Linked DNA regions of Mus musculus: region 1 is linked to region 2. Evidence: chromatin loops called from intact Hi-C (ENCODE). Cell type or tissue: left cerebral cortex. All regions are shown on one strand.

The links. A loop is a pair of places that touch in the nucleus more often than their neighbours do. Peaks named below come from ENCODE experiments on the same cell type or tissue, not always from the same donor. Only the 100,000 strongest peaks of a DNase experiment are listed, where the experiment ranks them.
Region 1: a loop joins it to region 2, with 17 times the contacts of the local background. A loop is called at or near these places in 2 of 42 quality-filtered maps.

The regions. Positions count from the first base shown.
Region 1 is chr2:45,243,666-45,251,665 of GRCm38, forward strand. It overlaps Vis1. Among named protein-coding and RNA genes, the nearest start is that of Gm28643, 120 kb to the left of the region's middle. In left cerebral cortex, no CTCF peak of the experiment used is centred here; DNase peaks (open chromatin) are centred at 1,201, 3,015, 4,295 and 6,151; H3K27ac peaks cover 1,367 bases.
Region 2 is chr2:45,481,140-45,489,139 of GRCm38, forward strand. No RefSeq gene overlaps it. Among named protein-coding and RNA genes, the nearest start is that of Gm30728, 51 kb to the left of the region's middle. In left cerebral cortex, no CTCF peak of the experiment used is centred here; DNase peaks (open chromatin) are centred at 3,912, 4,130, 4,565, 5,017 and 1 more place; H3K4me3 peaks cover 1,362 bases; H3K27ac peaks cover 1,883 bases.

The DNA.
Region 1 (8,000 bases), 240 kb before region 2:
TTGATAGTTCAATAATAACAAAAAAATGTATTTAGGTCTTTTCTAAATACTTTTCACCTCCAAAGAATATGAAAAATGGAGAGGAAGATGTCTTAGAAGAATAAATTGTGTTTGCCCTCCGTGTTCACTGAGTGACGGAAGATATTGTTCTGTGAATTACCCACTACTTAACTAGTCCTTAAGTTAGTCTAGCCTTTATGAGTTCATACTTATGGATCTCGGAAAGCCCATATCTTTATATGCTGTCAGAGCTGAATTCAACATACTGTTTCAATATACATTTAAAAACCAACAGATATTTTGTTATAGAAAGCAAGCTGGGCAATTGCCTTAAACCCACGTTTACATTTTTCACTTTTATCACACATAAACATGGGCTAGTTTGAAATAGTTTTAGAAAGTGGGTAACTTATACTTGAGAGGGACGGGAAGGGACTGAATTCTGCTTAAAATAGTATTGCCACTGTAAAGTTTTACATGACAACTTCCAGTCTTTTTTTTTTTTTTCAGATATACTAAAAAAGCCAAAATTAATTAATGTCAGAGACACAGACAAAGGCTGCCAATGAGCACAGGGTCGTGCTGGGGGTGGGGAGTGGGGTTGGGGAGGGGGGAGCGATCCGTGTTGCCCGAGCAAGCCCAGACTTGAGGTTCTCATCAGAGCTCTCCCACGAAACTTCAGAATTTCTCCGGGGCCAAGGAAGTGAAAACACACTTGTGACGAAGACCACCTCAGTCTTCCCTTCCAGGGAGCAAAAGCTGAAGTGTTAGTAACAGCCACAGGGCAAACAGGTAGATGTTTTACCATCTCTGTTTCATGATGGAACTTTTCAAATGTAAATAATTTATAAGGAAAAGAGCTGGGGGTGGGGGGGGCAGATCTGAGATACTGAGACGCTGGAAGGATGGGAAAACGGCGAGGCTTTGTCAGGGCACTGGGTTCGAGGACCCCGCCTAGCATAAACTGTTTACACATATTCCTGCCTTCATTGTTCCTCTCAGGCGATGAGTATCTCTGCCTTCCTTCCTCCCGTGCACTTGGCCATGATTTAGCTTCTTTGGCTTTGCTTCTCTCAAGAATCTTCCCAGTTCCCCGAGCTCCTCCCTGGCTCGCCCCTCTGTCTTCTCGGGGTCTTTTTAAGGAACCGTGGTTTCTGAGTGGCTTCTACATCTCAGCCTTGCTCAGGGACCGGTTTCACACGTTTATTAACGATTGTATTTAAGAACAACTCCTTCACCGTTCCTGTTCTCTTTGATCCGATTTAAATTCAGTTTCGAAACCCTGACTGGAGACAGTTTACTTTTTTTCCACACAGCCGCTCTTTCTACTGTCTCATTTAACACAGCTGGTGTATAAGCCACCGAGTACTAAGAATGCTTAGCATATCAAGATGCATTTGCAAAAATAATTATAATATACCAAAGAGAGGAAAGGGGGGGGGAGCGCAAAGTACACACCCTTTAGTAGGTGTCGCCTAGGCCCCTTAGGGACTGGTATTCAGATTTAACTCCAGTGGCTGGCTTGGTTTGGTAGGACACATTTAGAAGTCAGCCAATGGCTGACAGGTACAGAAGGCCAGTGACTTTGCCTGAAGTACACTTAATATGGGGCATGATTTTGTGGTCTAGGGCTTAAGGGTGGACTCTAGCCTGCTCTCGTTCAGTTTTCTTCCCTTCCTGGCCCCCTCGTCTTTTGAGAACAGTCTCTTCATAGATCATCCCAACAAGAATTCTTATCTCTGGGTCAGTTTCTGGGAAGCTCGCCAAGATATATACCTTTAAAATAATGAACAGGATAATCTTAGAATTATTTGACCACATCTTCAATATACACTAAATGGTCAGTTTTGAGGTGGGCATCAATAGAAGAATGCACTTGAGTTAGGGGGGGAAAACCCTAAAAAATAACAATGGCAAAAATTAATTTGTGTGTGTGCTCTTGGTGTCTCGTAAAAAGAGGAAGTAGTTTTTAAGGAGTTGCAAATGTATAAAATGCTACTGGCCTGGAGAAATTCCAGTGAATGAGATCTGCTTGTCTGTAGTACTTATCTTGGGATTTTTTTTTTACATTGACCAAAGTAGTTTCTGTCACATGATCAAAGCTAATCTCAGGACAGTTCAGACAAACAAGGATAATTATAAGCTCCATCTTCTACATATAAAGACTGTTATTTTCCACCACCAAAGACTGTTTTAGATGTATTAAACCACTTGTTTTCTGTGAGCAGAGACCTGGTCCCAAAGTGTTGTTCAAACCTAGGTCTCTATGCAAAATAAAAGGTCAACTTTACAACTAATTGGAGATACATCTACACCTTTTTCATAGGTTGCTCTTCAGATTCAATCCTGTTTAGCATTACATTGGAAATTCATCTACTAATCTGGAGTTAACTTCAGTCAAAGTTGTTTTTATATTAAATATACACATTAATCATGCCCTATTGTGTAAGGAAATTATTCTGGAATCTAGCAGTTAGAACTGACAAATCGTTATTGTCCCAGAGTTTGTGTGGCTAAGGACTGAGTGGTGGTGGAGGTGCTTCTATTTTAGGGACTTGCACAAGGTCGAAGCAAAAGTGTTATCCACAGCTGCAGTCAGTCTCCTTTGCAAGCTCAGCAGAGTGAGGACTGGCTTTTACCTCCGCCAAGGTGGTTCAGGGCTCAGCTTCTTGGGTGTTCTTGCAGGGCAGCCTGGCGGGCTCCATTTCCTCCCTGGCTAGTGGCCAGTGACATCCCTCAGTTCCTTGTCATGTAGCACTTTTCATGGTGTAGTTCACAAGATGGCAGCTGGCATTCCTTAGAGTGAGCAAGTGACAGAAAGCAAGAAAGGATGGGCCTCAGAGAAGGCAGAGCATTTTCGTAACTGAATCTTGGAAATGACACCCCATCAATTTTTTTTTTTTTTGCTGTATTTTCTCAGTTAGAAATGAGTCACTAGACCTGGCCCATGCCCACGTTCAACGAGTGGATTATACATGGACAGTGTGGCAGGAGCCTTTTTAGAGGCTGCCTACCACAATGTGTCACTTGGCTTCCTCATCTATGAGGACCAGCGACTTGATCCAACCACTGTTTTCTCTTTAAGGAAGCACTGGATATTTTCAATATGTTAATTTCATGGGTTTAGGCATATGTGCTGCAGTTTAGTGCTCTTCTTTCTCGCTTGTTCTCCCTGCCACCCACTCTCCAATTTCTCTTCTCCTTTTGCCTGTCCTTGCTTGCTTCCTCTGCCCTCGTGCTTCAAGCTCTACTCACTTCTCTTTCAGGCTCCCTGATTTGCCCTCTCCTCCTTTCTCATGCTCTCCTGGTCACTGTCTTTAAAGAATGTGAATTGTGTATATCTGTTCGTACTACCATGGCCCTTGCTGTTCTCCCATCTGCTCCTAGGGACCATGGCCAACCAGCAATTTTAGATTCTGCCTTTTAAGTTTCTAAAGAAAGTGATCCAATTCAACTATTGGGTTTGGTGGTGTTTTTTTTTTCTTCTTCTTCAAGTTCCTTTAGGAGGATGACACCATAATGATGTGAGAGGAAAAAAAAATTAATAGAACACTGAGGAATCCCAATTTAGAGGGTCAGTAGAAGGTGGAGGATTTGCACTTGCTACTTTTCCAAGCATAATGTCAGATAGGAGGTTTAACTACTGTCTTTTCTTGTGAATTCTGTTAATTAATAAAAATGATATAGAACAAAGACATATCCCAGGGTGGTGATGATAATACTATAGCTGGTAGTTGATGGTAACATTGGTGTGTCCTGCGATGGTAGTTATAATGATTTTGTTGGTGATGTAGGTGAGGGTATATTGTTACTCACTAGCTTGACAGTGTTCAGTCCTTGAGACAAACTTCATCTGTCTCCAGTGTATAGCCTCACTTGAATGGATGCATGTAGACTAAAGAAGATGTAAGCAAACTGGACTGATAGGCTAGTTCAGTCACTAAAGATGTGGAGAAATATTTTTTTTCTTAAAGCTGATATGACTTTTAGAAAAACTAGTTAGTAGTAGTATTATTTCTATTTTCAGCCATAGAAGAAACACTCAAAGAAAGCAGACTACTTTTATCTACTAGGGAAAAAGAGCTTATTTTACATGTAGGGTTGATAAATAGTAGTTATCGACAATTGAGAGTGATTCCAAAGCTTGAATTTATCTGTCTGTTTGACTCTTTGTCTGTCTATCTATATTTGCATCTTGGGGGCAAAGACGTGATTAGAATGCTCAACTTTCCATGCCTACAAAACTAGTTGGCACCTATCTACTGATTTCAATGCAGGACTTACAGTCAGCAGACATCAAACAAGTAGCATTCGGATCACTTGAAGAATAGTTGTTTAGTGAGTTACAATGAATGAAGTCTTTAATGAGTGCTGGCATCAAATTCTGGCCTCATTTGTTCCTTGCCATGCCCTGTTCTGCATCTGGGATGCCCCAGGCACTCTTTTTGAGGACACTTGACCTACCAGTCATATTTCAGAAACTACAGATTTGGTCTTTGCTGATTGAGTTTAGACTCTGAGGAGTTTGAGTTGCTGGATTACATATAGGCTAATGACCCATCCAATGCTAAAGGCAAAAGCTTAAAGTGCACTAGTAAATTAAGCCATGGCATTTTCAGAAAGGAAAAATTTATTATGTCGTTGAACTTGATTCAATAAGCTTTACTTCTTTAGATATACTGCACTACAGAAAAAGTAAGAAATGAATTTTTAACAAGTGTTACCATTTTTCCTCCACTGTTCCAGGTAAAGGATACTCACAGAAAGTTAAGAGGCAGACATTTCATTGGGATTAAAAGAAAGCCATTAAAATGATAAATAGTGAAAACTGGCTATGACTACCCAGCCAGGCATTCACTTTGAAGTTCTGAGAGTATGTGCTTCAGTTAGTAAACATAGGAAAACTAGGTTTGCTTAATTTGATGGTACCTTGGGTGAAGTTTTCAGAGCTTGGCATACAATTTCAGAAGCTCATTGACACAAAGATGTCAGCAGCAATTGTTGTTGATGTTCAGAGTTTAATGTGAAATGTAGGGTGTAAAAAGAATAGAAATCACAGTGGAAGTTTTCTGCATCATCCAGAAATGACTGTGACATGAAGAATATTCTCTTAACTTGGAGATAACTGCAAAACAGGAAAGAATTGATATTCAAGCTACATATAGCTCATGGTTACTTTATAGAACAGATCAAATGTTTATAAATCAGCCAGACATACATGGTTTAATATACATCTGTAATCAAAGCGCTCCAAAGACAGAAACAGTGGGACAGAGTATGGGAGGCCAGTTTCAAAGAAAGAAAAACAGCAAGCAAATGTTTTTGAGCATTATTTTATGTAGAACTGAAGAAATCATCGAGTCTACCATTTGTCATTTAACAATCATCTCAGGTGTCCGAAAATGAACTGCAGAAGCAAATGGTTAAAAAAAAGATTTTAATCAGAACTAAAAGTATCAATTCTTATAAGGGAGAAACTTTTAATATTTATATTCTAAGTAATGAGGTACAATTTTCTATTAGTAATTATTATTAGTAGTATTTAATAAATTGTTAAAATCCTCAAAGAATAGGGTTATTAATCTGTTAATTGTTTTTAATGACTTAATATATGACTGAGTCAAATAAGAGACACTTTGGGACAGGTTCGTGTTCAAGAGACTTAGCTTTGTAATTTAGTTAGAATTCTTTCCTATCACAGGAATACAACACACCTTGCTCAAAATGAACACAGACACACACATAGGCAGCTCACTTCATTGATTCCTGAAAGGGGATAGCTTATTAAAATTTCAGAAGTCAGGTTTTAAAACAGATATGACTTGAAATATGGTCTCTTTTCCCCTCATTCGATCCAAAGTTCATTTTTATTTTATTGTGAGATTATTAAACCTTGGACCATTACCAAGAATAACAGAGAAGAATGCTCCTGTCTGTTTTTATGACATGTCTAATAAAGCAAAGAAAATATACAAATTAGCTTTTCTTTGTAATCTAAGCAAATTTGAGGTAAAACAACATGGTGAGGACAGAGAAGATAAAGTGGGAAATTTGTCTGGGCTCTGTAGAGTGCTAAATTTCACAAAGGAGCTCTTCCCACTCATTCCAGAAGGAACATCCTGCCTGGTTTTTCCTTCAGTTGCTTCTTTATCAAAAAATAGAAGGTTATAAAGAGAGTGTGTCATAGGCCAAGGTCATCACGGCTTCTGAAGAGCCATGACATGTCTACTGGGTAGTGTCAGAAAGGCCAGCTATGTCTAGTCACAAATGTCACTGTAAGCATCCCAATGTATTAGACAATGTAGGCTTGTCTTAACACATGCCCCTGTGAACTTATTGTGTGGCAAATTTTTAGAAAGCATATAGCCTCCTAAAAACATTGCAAGAAGTGTAGAACACCCCTCTTTTTCTCTTTCTCTTCCTCCTCCTCTTCTTCCTCCTTCTCCCTTCTTCCCTTTCTTGTCTTTTTCTTAGTTTAGTGTTTTTCAAAACTTTACTGACCATAAGAGTCATCTGGGCATCTTGTTAAAATGTAAATAACAAGTTACCTTGGGGGCATCTTGCTAATTCAAAGACTTGTGTGTATCAAGGATTTAGATAGCAGCTTACTTGATTCTTTTGTTAAAAGCAATTTCTCAATGTTATAATCCCGACAGGGCCCTCACTCATGGAGTGCCACTATGTGAGAAGACTTGCATGATATTACTTTATATATTTCTTATCCATACACTCCTTTGCATTCTGAAGGCTCTATGATGTGGCATAGAAATGATTGGAAAATGTAACGGGAAATCTTAAGTCTGAGCCTTAATAACCAGTCATCTTCCAGTCACTTCTTTTTTCTATTGGAAACTGTATGGCTAGTGTTGCCACAGTATCATCTGGGGGTAGGGCAAGTCTCCTGGCACAGCTGTGAAGGATTTTCTAGGTTGGGTTAGCCAGTGGGGTGTGCCTGTGGAAAACTGCCTTAATTAGACTAATTGAGGTAGGAAGAACTCATTGTGAATGGTACCCTTCCCTGGGCTAAGGCCCTAGACTGTATACAAAGGACTTCTCCTTTGTATATAAAGGAGCTGAACCCAGGCCTTTGTCACTTTCTGCTTTTTGACTGTGGATGCAGTTGCGATGTCTCAAGAAAGTGTATCATTCTGAATGATGAACCAGAGTAAAGCCCTTCTCCCTTAAGTTGCTTTTATCAGGGTATTTTAATCTCAGCATCAAAAAAGTAAGGCAGGGATGATGAGAGATATATTTCCTAGGTCAGTAACATTTACTTTGCAAAGTAAAAAATTATGTCTGTTTGAAATAAAGATTCTTTATGACGAAACTTGCAGGGCACATCCCTGTGCTAGCTAAGAAGGGTTTCACTCAGGCACTGTAATGGTGATGTCCCTATGAGGTAACCACTGAGCAACCCCTCTAGCCTGAGCTTGACTTTAAATGTATCTTAAATATATTATTCCATGACCGGGTTCTTTACTTTGTGTTTTGTACTATGCATGTAAAGTAGATATATTTAAGTTATCATGATGAAAGAAGCAGCAAGGATACATATATGTGTGTAATAAACTCTGCCTATCATCCACTGGCAAAAGCTATAGATGTTAGGCTATTTATGATATAATGCTATAAACGCTGGCTCAGGAGGCTCTGGTAAAAAGATAGATGTGAGCTTGAGTCCAGTCTGTGCTATATAGTGAGTTATAGCATAGTCTGGGCTATATTGTAAAATTCTGTCTTAAACTATACCACCCCACAAAACAAAGCAAAACCAACCCCCACAGACCCTCATTCATTAAGACTTTAGTCTTTTAGTTCTAGCATCTGGGTTTCCTTGACTAATACTATATAAGATACAGCAACCTAGAAGGAAATATAAACTACTTAGATAGTCACAGTTTATAGGAAAGGAGAAGATTTAAAATAGAAAAGTCTATAATATCAGACACGAATAGAGAAGAAGTTGTAATCTTAAACCAAGGGTGGTGACATGTACCTGA
Region 2 (8,000 bases):
TGTTTGTACCTGTTCACTGCCTCCTGAGGTCTCTTTGCTCTGGTAGTCCCGCCTCCCAACCCTCTTCCTTTTTCAGGATTCATCAGTTATGATCGCAGGCTGATCACACCACTGTGGACATGAAAGCAGAGCCTGAATGCCAGCTGAAGAGAATTTTCTAAGCTCAGGGTAACAATGCACAGTCTTTTCTCTAATCCTGAAAGACTTAATGTCATTTATAGGTAGAAAAATCTAAATACAAAGAAATAGAAAACACACTTAGTTTTGCAGACTTCACATGTTATCAGTTGACCCTTCTTCCACTGATAGATTATCAACCTGTTGACAAATGCTTGTATAAATTGATTTTATTAGTATTTACGGTCATTCTTGTTTTTTCTCTAGAGCAAGTAAGGAAGAGAAATAGAAAACAAAAAAAAAACTGATTTTTTAAAAAAGGTATGACAGTTAACTCTAACTTATAGCAGGCAAAGAAAGGCAATATTGGTTTACCCATTTATTTTTCATAGGAATTCAAAATTAAGATTATGTAAACTCATAGTAATGTAAGGTTATCTATTTTAATGGTTTCCTAGTTGTGTAGATGATGTATAATTCACAAGTACACATGTGTAAGGTAATTTTTGGTCTATAGGTGCACACCCCCTTTAGAACCACAGTTACCTATGGGATTTTGGCTATATGTTATTTTACACTTTATCCTTGCTTTGTAGCATTTAATGCCCTCATAATCAAAATCATTTTTTCATACAATGTATTCTGATTACCGTTTCTCTTTCCCCAGCTCCTTCATGTCCCTCCTACTTCCCTACCCACCCACATATACACCCTTTCTCTTTTTCCTTAATTAGAAGAAAGACATCTAAAAATAGTAGTATGAAGAAAATAAAATAAGATAAAAATAACAACAAGTAAAACAGAATAATAGAAAACATACAAACAAACAGAAAAATCAACCCAAAGAAAAACCACAAGAAACAAGTACAGATGCTAGACATACATTCACACAAGCAGAAAACCCATAAGATATATATATATATATATATATATATATATATATATATATATATATATATATATGATTTGTAAGCAAAAGAGCCCAGAAAATGTATTTTGAAACCAAAAGCCTCCCAAAATACCAGAGTTTGTTTGAAATTGGCCACCTACTGCTGAGGATGGGGGCCTGTCCTTAAGTGTGGTTTGTATACCCGCTTAGGGCCCATTGGAGAAAACTAATGTTCCTTTGGGAAAGGTTATCACCTGGCAATAGCTTTTAGGTGAGGGTGGGGCTTGTGCCTACTTCCAGTTTCAGTGTTGGGATCCCATCTAGCTTAGGTCTGTCCAGGTTCTGTGCCTGCTGCTACAGTCACTATGAGTCCATGTGCTTCAGCCCTGTTGTATCTAGAAGGCTTCTTTCCTTGGTATCTTCCATCCTCATTGGGTCTTACAGTCCTTCCGATTCTTTTTCCTCAGGGTTCTCTGAGTCCTGAGGGGAGGGATTTGATGGAAGCATCCCATTTAGGGATGAGTGTTCCAAGGTCTTTCACTTTCTGCACATTGTCCAGTTGTGTGTCTCTGTACTTTCCCCATCTAATGCAGAAGAAAATTGCTATGATAATTGTTGAACAAGACCCTGTTATAGCAGTGTCTACAGCAGAATGTCTTTTGGAGTTGTTTAATTGCTACATCCTGTTAGCCGAACAGTAGCATTTGGTTTCCCCTAGGTCCATGGCCAATCTAGTCTCAGGTTCTTTGCCAACTGGGCAGTGTTGGGTATGGGTTCTATTTCATGAAACAGTCTTTAGATTACTATCAAGTAGTGGTTCATTACTTCCCCCAACTTAGTGCTTTTAAAAAATCCAAAATCTAGCAAATGGATCTCAGCTATGATTAAGAGTCACATTTATTTTATGAGCCTTTAAAAAAAAAAACTGCAATGCTGTATGGATCAGGCTGAAATTTAAAACCGAGCATCTTTCATGCTACCCGGGGATGGTATAGGAAATTTTGTTCTAACTCTCACTTGAAAATATGAAATATGAATTATTTCAATGTGAACGACATATTAAGAAAAAATTGCATTGTAGAAATTCTGCATGACTTTAATTGTAGGAATTGTAAGCTGAACACTGAAAACTGTAAACATTAAAACCATGCTACATAGGACTGCACAAGACACACATGCATGCATTTCTAACCTCTCCACTACCTCTTTCGCCACATGTGTTCCGAGTTGCTTGCACCCACATCTGGTATCACAGATCCCTATTTAATTTCATGTAGCCTCTCATCTACGTCTACACAGGAAGGCATGGGCTCTAACCCTTCTGGTGCTTACATCCACTTCAAGTCCTCTTCAAGGTAAAATGGTATTACTCTAATTGTGCATTTCTTAACAATTTATTATGTGTAAATCTGGGTTGCCCTTCCTCTTGGATAGATTTAATGACTCAAAAATTTTCAGTGTTGCCTATGATGTAATGCATTTCCATAATAGCTACATCATATAAAGGTATTACGAACCAAACAGTCTGACAAAGTAGAAAATAATTTTATGCATTTGAGTACATTGTGTAAATTTTTAATATTTAATACATTTGGTTTTGAGTGTTATATTCCAACATCACTTCTCTCATAATCCCTGTTGTTTCGTTGCGTGACTTTACCTAGATGGCATTATGGCAGGGTTTTCTGGATAACCAGTCAGGCTTTCAGTTAGGAAGGAGACGCTCGCTGTGGTTGATGTAGTTCTCCTTTTTTTTTTTTTTTATTACACTTGGCTATTTATTTATTTATTTATTTGTGTGCGTGTGTGCATGTGTGTATGTGTGTGTATGTCATAGAATTCACATGGAAGTCAGAGGACATGTTGCAAGGATTGGTCCTCACTCTGCCTGCATCAGAGTGCCTTAGTCTAGTGACAGTGGTAGGAGTGCTGGAGGGGTCAGAGCCATGAGACTGTAGGCACTTTGTTAGTGCTCACGGTTAGAGTGCTATCTCATCTTTCAATTCTTACCAGAGATGTTTAGGTTTTTTTTTTCTTTTTTCTTTTTTTAAAACACCATACTATCTATGCCACATGAAAAGCATCTTGGCACTCTGTAGAGATCCTTAGAGATCTAATTCAAGGAAAACCTACTTCTCAAAAGGGTAGGTGGCATCTCTTGGGTAAAGCATCAGGGTTTTCTGGATAACCAGTCAGGCTTTCAGTTAGGAAGGAGACGCTCGCTGTGGTTGATGTAGTTCTCCTTTTTTTTTTTTTTTATTACACTTGGCTATTTATTTATTTATTTATTTGTGTGCGTGTGTGCATGTGTGTATGTGTGTGTATGTCATAGAATTCACATGGAAGTCAGAGGACATGTTGCAAGGATTGGTCCTCACTCTGCCTGCTGAACCACGTCACTGGTCCAACTTCGTGTATTTATTATTGCTCACTGACAGGAACCAGGAAGAGGTCCATCTCCCTAGCTCATTCATTTATTCATACTTTTGTAAATATGTACTAAGTATTATGTTCTAGTTATGGTGTATATATGGTATGCTGAACAAGATAGACCAAAATTTTGCCATTACAAGACTTACATCCGCAATTAAAATTGGAGTTTGCAGCCATGTTTACTAGATTTTTTCAATGCTATTTTTAAATTTTTTACCTTATTTTATTTTATTCTTTTTGTTTTTTGAATTTGTGAAGGACAATCTTTGAGATAAAATTTCAGTTTCATTTTTAACTTGACAAACAAGATTTAGGTATTTTTTTTTCTCATAAGAGATGCCAAAGACACGTGTCCTCAAAGAGGTCTGGGAGAGTCACCCAGCAAGGCTGCTGCTGTAGACATAAGACCTAGCTGTCTTCTGGGCATGTGTGGGAAAAACTGTGGGAAGCTCAGGTTTGGCTCCAAGTGGCTTTTAAATTGAATTAACTAAGCAAACATCCCAACTATTTGCCACTAGTTGGAAAATTAACCACTCACATTAAACTATTAAAATATTTGACCATGCTTTAGTTCCCAATATAAATTTAGTAGAAACTCATTTTTGTCTTAGAGGAAGAAGGGTAATTCCTTTCGTTTCTTCTAAATATAAATGGGATTTTCTAGCTCCAGGACCCAGAATCTTTCCCAGTCTTCCAGGCCTCTACTTAGCTGCCTGTTCTCCTTTTGTTCTGCAGAGGCCTCTGTGTCTTGGGTGAGGTTCAGAACTACAATGGAGGGGGAGGGATCCTTGAGGTCTCTCCTGAGCCTCACCAAAACGGACAGACACGTTTTTTACTTTCTTAGAGCTCTACATGGTGGGTTTTTTTTATGTGTCTAAGAAATGGAAACATTTTGTCTCATATAAAAAAAGAAATATTTTTATACTGTGCTCCACTCACAGACCACATCAGAGGTATTCTAAGAATAGAATAGATCAAATATATTTTATGGAAATATAATGAGAAAAGGATGTGTTCCCAAAACTCACTCTGAACAAAGGAATGCAGCGTCGTCAGGAATACTTTAATGCGCCTAACAGTTTTCTCATGCGAGAGGCGAGGAGCAGCCCTGCCTTGGAGGACTCTCCCACTTCTCCCTCGGCTCTCCTGAACTTGAAATCAGAACTAGGAAATCTATACATTGTGAATAAGAAAACGTATGGAAAAACCGACTGGGGACGTTAACCAAGAATACATTTTTGAAGGAAGAGAACATCAATACGAAACACTTTGTCATATTTCATTTCATTGATCATGCATTCATTTTATGTATTTCAGAGTACCGAAGCTTAGAAGTAACTGACTTTCTGGGGATTCATATTAGATTTGTTAGTCTCTGTTTCAGGGAGCTTCCTAAGAAACCAAACATCTTACATTCACCTGCCTTCCCCGGACCACTTTATCGTGCACAGAAAGTACAGCAAAGGCAGAAACTACCAAACATGTATCTTTTCTGAAAAACAAAGTGTGTTAAGAACGTAACCGACATTGGCAATAGTGCCATTTCACAGAAACAGCCCACGGGTACTCAGGGTGCCGTGTTATCTGTTTTATTAACGTCACCTGGTCAGAAGTATTTTCTTTTTAAAGAATATGTTATATGCCGGAATAGTAAGTTAGCTTGCTTTTTTAGTTTTTTGAGCTGCTGTACTGTTATATAAGTGTGGTTGTCTTCTCCAGGATTCTGCATTCCATTTATATATTCATAGGGATTTTTCTTTTGGAGCCAGTGTTGTGTCTAAGTGTCTTTATTGCCTTGTCGAGTTTATTTGGTGTAATAAGTTTTTTTTTTTTAAACTACTGAAATATTCTAAATTTGCCAATAATACTTACCCCCTTCCAACCTTGCTGTTTTGTGCTTTCTCAAAAAGTACCGGCACTCTCAAATATTGCTGTTTATTTAATGTATATACCACAGTAACGTCTGAAGGGACTACAGAGAACCACAAAAGGAAAGTCATCATAATATTTATGCATTAAACACACATATTCGTGTACATATATCTATTTTTTGAAAAACCCAAAATGCATATGCTATCATGGCCCCCAAGGTAGCAATAACATATGCAGAGAAAATTTATGCAGTTCCAGGCTGTGAACAAGATTTCTCAGAGCTACTTCCAGAAAACATTACCCCCCCTCCTCGTTCTTCAATCTGTCCACTTACTTCACTCTGAAGACTGCCTTCTCTCTCTAAATTGACTGGTGAGATGCGTAAGGAGCTGGTCTGATCATTTAGGTTTGCTTTTGAATGATTTCTGTGGGACAGTTGAAACAATTTCAAGTGTGTGCATGTGTGCATTCGAGTGTGTGTGTGTGTGTGTGTGTGTGTGTGCGCGCGCGCGCGTGCATGTTTGTATATGTGTACATGACTCCGTGTGAATCTTGTATGTCTTTCTCTGAGTATTTTCTTCCATGAAAATGAGTTGTAGAGTGAATAGACTTTTAAAATATAAGGTAACTCTATTTTTTAAAATCAAGGTAATGAATTAAGGTTATACTTCTAAAGCTACATTTCTTGTACTTATTTTCAAGTGGGAATATTAATGTGATCTATAATACTTTAAAATATTTAAGTTTTTCAATATTTAATTTTAAAAACTTAATTAAAGAATTCTCCAATGAGGACTGAGTACATACCCTGAACCGCTTACTGCTTTCATTACTTAAGAAATGCTGCTGCTGGATTAAAAATGGCAAAAACAAATCATGCTCAATTTTGAATGGCATGCATTCATAACACTTGGGATATAATGTTACAATATTATGATATTTATTAATATTACTGTGATGAATATTCATATAATCTATACTTAGTGTTATACTTATAATATATGCAAGTTTAATATAATTATCTTTTAAACATAATATTTAAAATACAACACACTATATCTGATGTGTTTATATATGTAATTTGGAACATATTGACTACACTGGAATTCTGTTCTTTGGAGATAGCTTTTTCTCAAAGTTCTGATGGCCCCTTCAGGTGCCTATGCAAAATTAACATTAGAACATGTCAAAATGAAGATAAAAAGGATGTGTTCAGTGTTGACATTTCATGTCAGTCATTTGTATTTCTTGACTTTCTGTCTCCATTTTTTTCCTGCAAACAAAAATATACATAATTTGAAGTGTATTTAATGTCTTTTTCCTGAAGTGATAACATGTAATTTATCCATGTAATTTGTCCATCTTAGTTTCTTTTTTAATCAAAATATAATTATTCTCTTAGCCTCTTTCCTTCTTTCCTGAGTAACATCTCCTGTGTTTACTTGCTTGCTGACTTCTTCTTCTTTATTACTGTTGCACATATATAAAATGCATAACTACACAACTACAAACCACTCATTTCATTGAGTGTTGCTTACATGTTTATAATTTCTTGGGCTGTCCACTTGATACTGTTGCTCATCCATGGGGAAGACCATTTCTCCCATTCTTAGCGATTTTAGTTGTTTGTCATTCTTTGTTTAGGGGTGGATCCACCATGAGTTTTCCGTCCTTCACATTAGTATGTCTACTGGTGTTATCTCTGTTCAGGACTTATTTTGTCACCTATACTGGTGGTGTATAATGTGTGAAGTTTCGCTGTCATTTCTTGGAGAAAGCAGAACAGTTATCCTGGTCCTCTGAATCTGGCAATTTTTCTATTTTTCTACCATTTTCTGAGTCTTAGAGGCAAGAGTTGTTCAGTAAATATATCCACTGCAGCTGAGACACTAGTTCTTAGTAATATCAGTAAAACAGTAACATAATAGCTACTCATTGGGTCATCGTAGCACATCAGATTTTTTTCCCATCTGGTCTAATTGTTCACTCTTGCCTGTCTAAACACTATCTGGTGAAGTGCTGCTCCAGGCTTATGATTTGTGCACTTGCTACTCAGACTTTCCTGTGGCTTACCTATGACTCTTCACTCTGATTCCTAAATTCTCCCTTCAGTATACTAAGCTATCCTCATCCAGCAAGTCTGTTTTGGATCCTGTGTTTTCTCTGCCTCCCAATTCCCTAGATATTAATTATCTGCCATATTTATTTATTTATTTATTTATTTATTTATTTATTTATTTATTGTGATGGTAAATCTGGATTGACCTTGTGATTTGCTTGAGAGACCAGTGAAATACATTTTGGGTTTTGTCTATGAAGAGGTTTCCAAACATGGTCGATATGTGGGATCATAGCCTGAGGGAGAAGACCCATTTTGAATGTGGGTAGAACTATCTGGTAGCCATACGTCTGAAGTAGAACAAATTCAGAGTTGAGTAATGAAAGATAATTTAAATTATAAAAAGATGGCAAAAAATTTTTATTGTATATGTACGATTGAGCAGACATGGCCCTTTTGATAAAGTAGCATGGAATGTGTATGAGCCCATGGCAAGAGCAAGGTGTTTCCAGTTTCAGAGGGGCATGGAAATGAAACGAGGTGAGGTAAAAGTGGGAAGGGCATGAAGCACAGGTTAATAGAACTGCTATCTTGGACTGTCTTAGATCCCTGGCATTTAGAGATCCTTAA